Linked DNA regions of Mus musculus: region 2 is linked to region 1. The links are chromatin contacts, found by Hi-C or POLR2A ChIA-PET in ENCODE. All regions are on one chromosome and are shown on one strand. Each heading gives the region's core, a stretch centred on a gene start or an enhancer-like site at or near the end of the contact. The rest is flanking DNA. Distances are from core to core; before and after follow the strand shown.

Region 1 (3,029 bases), core at 253-2,752:
TGTATGCAAAATAAACACTTGGGCACAGGTACACAGAGGGAAGTCAGAAGTCAGCCGCGGGCAGAAGAGAGAGAGAGATAGCAGACTCAGAATGGACCCCTAGATATGGTGATCTTGAACTAATCACCTACAGGATACTAAGTTTCTGTTGTCCAAACCACCACATCTGTGGTACTTTGCTGCAATGGCCTTAACAAACTACATACAGGCAAGACTTAATTTCCAAATGAGATTAATAAGCCATGCTAACGTTCTCTTCTCAATCACAGACAGGTGTGATGCTCATAGATTCAGCTGCGTTTTAGAGTTCAGGCCACACGCAAAACATTCAAGCCAGCCGAAATTAGGAGTCTGGGGGGGCCTCCGCATATCTCCCCTGGGAGTCTGAGATACAAGATACTCAGGGAAGCAGAAGCCTCCAGCTCCAGGGGGCAGATCTGTCACACACTAACCCTCTGAAACGGACTCCTTTGGTCAATGTTTGCGAAACATCCAATCCTAAACGTCCTTGTTCCCCACCCGAGGAATTAAGCTGGGGGTACAGATTTTGTTTTTACGTGAACCAGGTGGGGTTCTCAGGACCAGATGCATTTGAGAAACCATAGCCATGCCAACCGCCACCAGGAAGCGGGTTTGTCTCTGGACTACGAGTGTGCACACGGCCCGCTCAAGCCCATGGCATAAGAAGGGAGAGGACAGTGGTCCACGCAGTATCCCGGCTTGCTCTGCGGAGCACTCCTGCCAGCTCTCGGCTGAAGGCGACCAGAGCCCTGTGCTCCTGTCACTGCTGTATGTGTCTATATACGTGTCACGCCCTTCGCTAGTTCTTAAATCAACAGGCGGGTGGAAGAAGCGCCCTGTTTCCTACGCGAGCAACTTTGCGGAGTCCTGGACGCCCAGTTTTGATCCTGGGTGTGTCCCACCTCCGACTCTTCTCTGAAGCCCGGCCCTTGCGTGAAGACCCGGGAGTACGCCCCAGCTCCCCCCTCGGAAACCCACAGCCCTCCGCCGGGCCCGGCTTACCCAGGCTGGCAAATGCTGGCCCCGCAGCTCACGGCTGATGAACTCGCGCTCGTGCTCCAGGAATTCGAAGGCGGCCTCCAAGCGCCCCAGCTTCCCGCGGCGGTTCCGGCGCCACCACATCCAGAGCAGGGCGCCAAGCAGCAGCCAGGTGACGCTGAGCCCCAGGTAGCCCGCCAGGTAGACCGGTGCCAGGTAGAAAAGGACGCGCGCCACGAAGCTGTAGAGCTCGGGCAGTAGCTGGCCCGACAGGCGCGGTCCGGGGTCCCGCGAGCGCTGGCCTCTCTCCGGGACGTCAGGACCGCCGGGCGCGCTCGGGGCGCAGGGCTCCTCCGGCTGCATCTCGCTGTCGCCGGCTTGTCCTCTCTAGAAGCTTCACCCCAGCTCAGGTTGGTGCACCCCCTATGCCGGCGCACATCTGTCCTCAAGGCACGAGGACTCCGCAGCCGCGCAGCTCCTGCTCCGCCAGCCTCTCCAAGCTCTGAGCTCGGGTTCTACCAGCTCCGGACTGCGGAGTCTGGGCATAAGGCCAGAGGGGTGGAGCTCTGGCAGGCAGGGAAATCCGGAAGTCTCCGCCACCAGGGGCGTGCCCAGGTGAAAAGGGGCGGGGTCAACCCGATGAGGCCTTGAGGGCATCCTGGGATCCCACTGTCTGGCATAAATGTCAACAGAAGGGGTGCAGTTGTCATTTGGGGTGAGCTAAGCGTTACTCTTCACATCAACCCAACACGGGTAAACATCACCTAAAACCTGTTCCTTACACACAGTATCATCTGGACTTTTTGCGGGGTGTCCTAGGCCAGCACTGCGTTGGATCTGACCCAAAGTCTGGGACCACTCCCAGCTGGTCCTTAAAGCCTTGCTTTTCTCTCTTAAACTATTTGTTACTTAAGCCATCTGGACCCAGCTCCCAGCACAGTCAAACTGAGCTTAGGGACCATTCTCTACCCCACCCCCACTCCCATCCTCAGCGTCATTTTAAAAACCCTGTCTGCAGGGGAGTTGGTCAGTGCCTTTCCTTTCTGGGACTGGGAGCGTCCAGGAAACCGGCCATCTTCACTCATAGTCATTTACTCTCTCTTGGTGCACCCAGAGAGGGCAAGCGACCTGCGAATGGAAAAAGAAAGAGGAAGCCAGCCTTGAGGTGCTTCGGAATCTATGAGCCTTCTGCTTTCGTGTCGCCCAGGCCGAACGATCAGACCAAGAGAAGCAAGGCTCCGTAAATTCAGACAGTGACTCACCTTGCGGATGGCACAGATTGTAGGCGCCTATACAGGAGATCACAGAAATGGACGGATGGTGAGACAGAGTCAAGAGGAGAACAGGCCTGATTTGGGGTAATTTCATTCTCTTTCCACAATCGTTGAAAGGCTTAGCCCCATGAACAATCAAAAGATGAGTGTGTTCTCTTTCTTGCACCCTTCCCCGCTTCCTATCTCTTCCTCTGGATAAAATTACTTGCTGCAAGGGGTTGGAGAGATGGCTCCTCGGCTAGAACTCTTACTGCTCAAGCAGAGGACACTAATTCAGGTCCCAGCACATACAAGAGGCTCGCCAAGTTCAAATAACTCCAGCTCCAGGGGATGGTCTTGGATACCACATTCATACATATAATTTTAAATTAAGAATAAATCTCCAAAAACTTATTTATCAGAGTAAGGTTTTACAACAATGGGAATGCTGCCGGAGGTCAGAATACCTGAATCTCCTTCCTCTGCTCTTGGTCATCTTCTTCTCAGGCTACCCTGGGATATCAACCACAAAGCCCCTCCTTCCAAGTGCCTTTGAAGAGTCCGCTGCATTCAAATCTTACTAAAGTTTCTGAGAAGTCCTACAGACAAAGGCTGGTAAACAGAATTTAACCCTATGTTGCTCTAATGATTCCCTATGGAACCCATTCCTCAAGACATTTCTCTCTTGATTGGCGCAGCTCAACAGAAGCTAACAGGCTTCTGAGGCTATGTGTCAGGGACCCAGAGCTGTCTCCAGCAAGGCGAGGCAGAAGGAAC
Region 2 (2,814 bases), core at 29-2,528, 98 kb after region 1:
CCCTCAAGCCAATGGTGGCATTATAGTAGGTTCTGGGGCCTTTACGACACGGGACACCTTTGGCACGTATAAGCCAGTCAGGATAGGCATTGAGGGTTCTATAGCTCAGCACCCACTTCCAGACTTGTCTCAGTTTCCTGTCTGCCCAGATGTAACAAGCTAGAAGGACTGGCCAGTGAGCTCCAGGGGCTCCCGGGATCTTCCTGTCTCTATCTCCAGACACACACAGCCATTCTCCACTGTTTACATAGGTGCCAAGGATCCAAACTTAGGTCCTCATACTTGGACAGTAAGCCCTTTATTGAGCCATCTCCCAGTCCCCCTCCCCGCATTCATTGTTCAGGGGTGATGGGATGTCAGATTGATAGTTTACTTTCAGATAACTAAAAAGCACCCCCAAGATATTCTATATATGGTAACTTGCTTTTTAAAAAGATTTATTTATGGGTGCTCTGTGTGTATGGCTGCATGTCAGAGAGGACATCAGATCTCATCATAGTTGGTTGTGAGCTGCCATGTTGTTTATTGGGAATTGAACTCTGGACCTCTGGAGGAGCAGCTAGTGCTCTTAACTGTCGAGCCATCTCTCCATCCCCTATATCATACTTTCAGGTACATGTTATTGTTTTGTAATTTTAAAAATGCTTTAAAATAAAGATGTGCTATATATATATGTATATGTATATATATATGTGTGTGTGTATGTTTATATGTGTGTGTAGCATATATACACATAATAAGGGAGTAGAGGAGAGGGATAATAATATTCATTTCCCTTGTATGCCATATCTCATATATATATATATGTATATGTATATGTATACACACACACACACACACACACACACACACACACACATATATATATATATATATATATATATATATATATATATATATCAGGACTCTTTATAAATAAGAAAAATGTGAGTGAATGGAGAAAAACTCCATAATTTCTGACACTGACTGAACATAGCTACAAAGGGAGCTGTACTATGCTGCTGCTTCTTTTAACACAAAGCAGCCTCCTCTATGATTCCTGCACAAATACATGCAACACTTTTAATGTCTGAGGATGGCACACATTTTTTGTAGGTTAATTATTTTTCCTGTCATATGGGGGGCGGGAGAAAGAAAGAAGATTGCCAACAGAAGTCATTTAGAACTGCATTTGGGAATATTGCAGAGAGAGAGAGAGCCATCTCTGCCCCTACTGACAATGCTTTTGATCCTCTCTGGCCGCAGGTCAACATCAACACCCAGGAGCTTTGGGAAGAAATGCTCGGCTCTAAAGGACTGACTGGTGATTCTAAATGAAGCCACTTCCCCTAAGCCATTCTTTTCGAAACCGTTCAATGATGCATGTGGAGAAGGGGCTACTGTGGGTGGTATTGTTGTAAGCCTGGGTCTCAGTCTCTAGGGCTACATTAGCCAGGGATGGTGGCTTATGCCTATAACCCCAGCGTTTGGGAGCTGGAAGCAGACTGACCAGAGTTCAAGGTCCACACGGCAAGTCTGAGGCTAGCTTGGGCTACCGTGACTCTGTTTCAAAATGTACAAACAGAAAAGGAACCAGCTGACTTCTTTGTGTCTGTGTGCACAGTGGTCCACCTTCTTTGTGTCTTCACTCTCCCGTTCAGTTACCTGCAGAGTCCCACGGAAAATTCCAAAAGTATAAGTACATCATTTTAAAATTTCGTGCCCTCCCTACGTTGTGCGTATCACTTGCTCATTATTCTTTTAGAAACCAGTTATCAAACTGGCTGTCTCAGTCCTTGAAATGCTTGTATCAGCTCCAGTCCCATCCAGCTTCTATTGCCCACTGGTGTCTTGAAGCAGAGTCCCTGAGAATACCAGGTACCGTCCATTGTACTTCATATAGTTGGGCATCAGTAAACTCAGCTCATTGAATGAGTCAGTACTGTCAGGTACAAGGGTTCTTCTCTTGGTTTAGAGCTGATTGCTGTACTCAGTTGCATGACCAGGCACAGAGAACCTTAATAATCTGATGCACAAAAGGAGAATGTTTCTGAAGGGAAAATGGGCTTTCCTGGAACTCCCAGGGTGGAGAATTAGACATCACAGAGAACTAACTGGAACCAACCAGGGACTGCACAATCATTGTCCACAGCTATCTTCTTTGTATCAGTTACCACTGCTGGGTAACACTTTACCCAAGCAATAGTGGCTTAAACACGGGCTACCTTCCAGTACCTGCAGTTCTTGGATGAAGTGCAGTCCAGCTGAGTGCTTCTGGCCCCGGAGGCTTTACCAAGGCTGTTTCTGTGTCATGGATAGATTTTCGCTTCGAGGCAGGCTTGCTTGCTTCCGAGCTCTTTTTATACGGCTGTTGGTGGATCGAGCTCACTCAGTGGTTGCCAGCAGGGTTCACATCCTCACTGGCTGTTGGCCGAAGATGTGATTTCTTGCCATTGGTTTCTGTGTGAGGCTTCTCACATCATGGTAACTTGCTTGCTCCAGACTGGGCACTGAGAGACCACCGCTGTGAGTCAGCCTTTGTTAACTTAGAAGTCAGATCCATACTCTATTGTGCTTATTAGAAGCCCATCATGAGATCCAGCCCACTCGAAAGGTCTGGGCCTGATATGATGGTGTGTACCCCAGGAGGCTGGCGTCTTAGAATTGACCATGATCTCCTGCCCGTGGTTCCTTCCTCTCCTCCAGGCAACTCTGCATCCTGTTATCCTCCTTTATCTACATCTCTCCATGACTCCTCAGCATTCAAGAGCACTCCCTCTCTCAAAAACCCCACTCCTTTCCAACCCCTTCCTTTACTGTTTCCACAGATGTGTC

The links. Hi-C counts contacts between places; a loop is a spot of excess contacts on that map. ChIA-PET counts read pairs that join two places held with the same protein, here RNA polymerase II (POLR2A).
Region 2: a loop to region 1 is called in a map of mouse embryonic stem cell, with 2.1 times the contacts of the local background. The contact joins the promoter of Nme9 here to the promoter of Esyt3 in region 1. A Hi-C loop is called at or near these places in 1 of 37 maps with a recorded cell type or tissue (mouse embryonic stem cell). POLR2A ChIA-PET finds 5 or more read pairs at or near these places in 1 of 5 experiments (embryonic stem cell).

The regions. Positions count from the first base shown.
Region 1 is chr9:99,357,028-99,360,056 of GRCm38, forward strand. Esyt3 (extended synaptotagmin-like protein 3) reads right to left here and starts at 1,503. Exons shown (of 23, transcript NM_177775.3): 1 at 1,024-1,503. The coding sequence starts at 1,362.
Region 2 is chr9:99,454,965-99,457,778 of GRCm38, forward strand. Nme9 (NME/NM23 family member 9) reads left to right here and starts at 1,279. Exons shown (of 10, transcript NM_001165957.1): 1 at 1,279-1,303. The coding sequence starts at 1,279.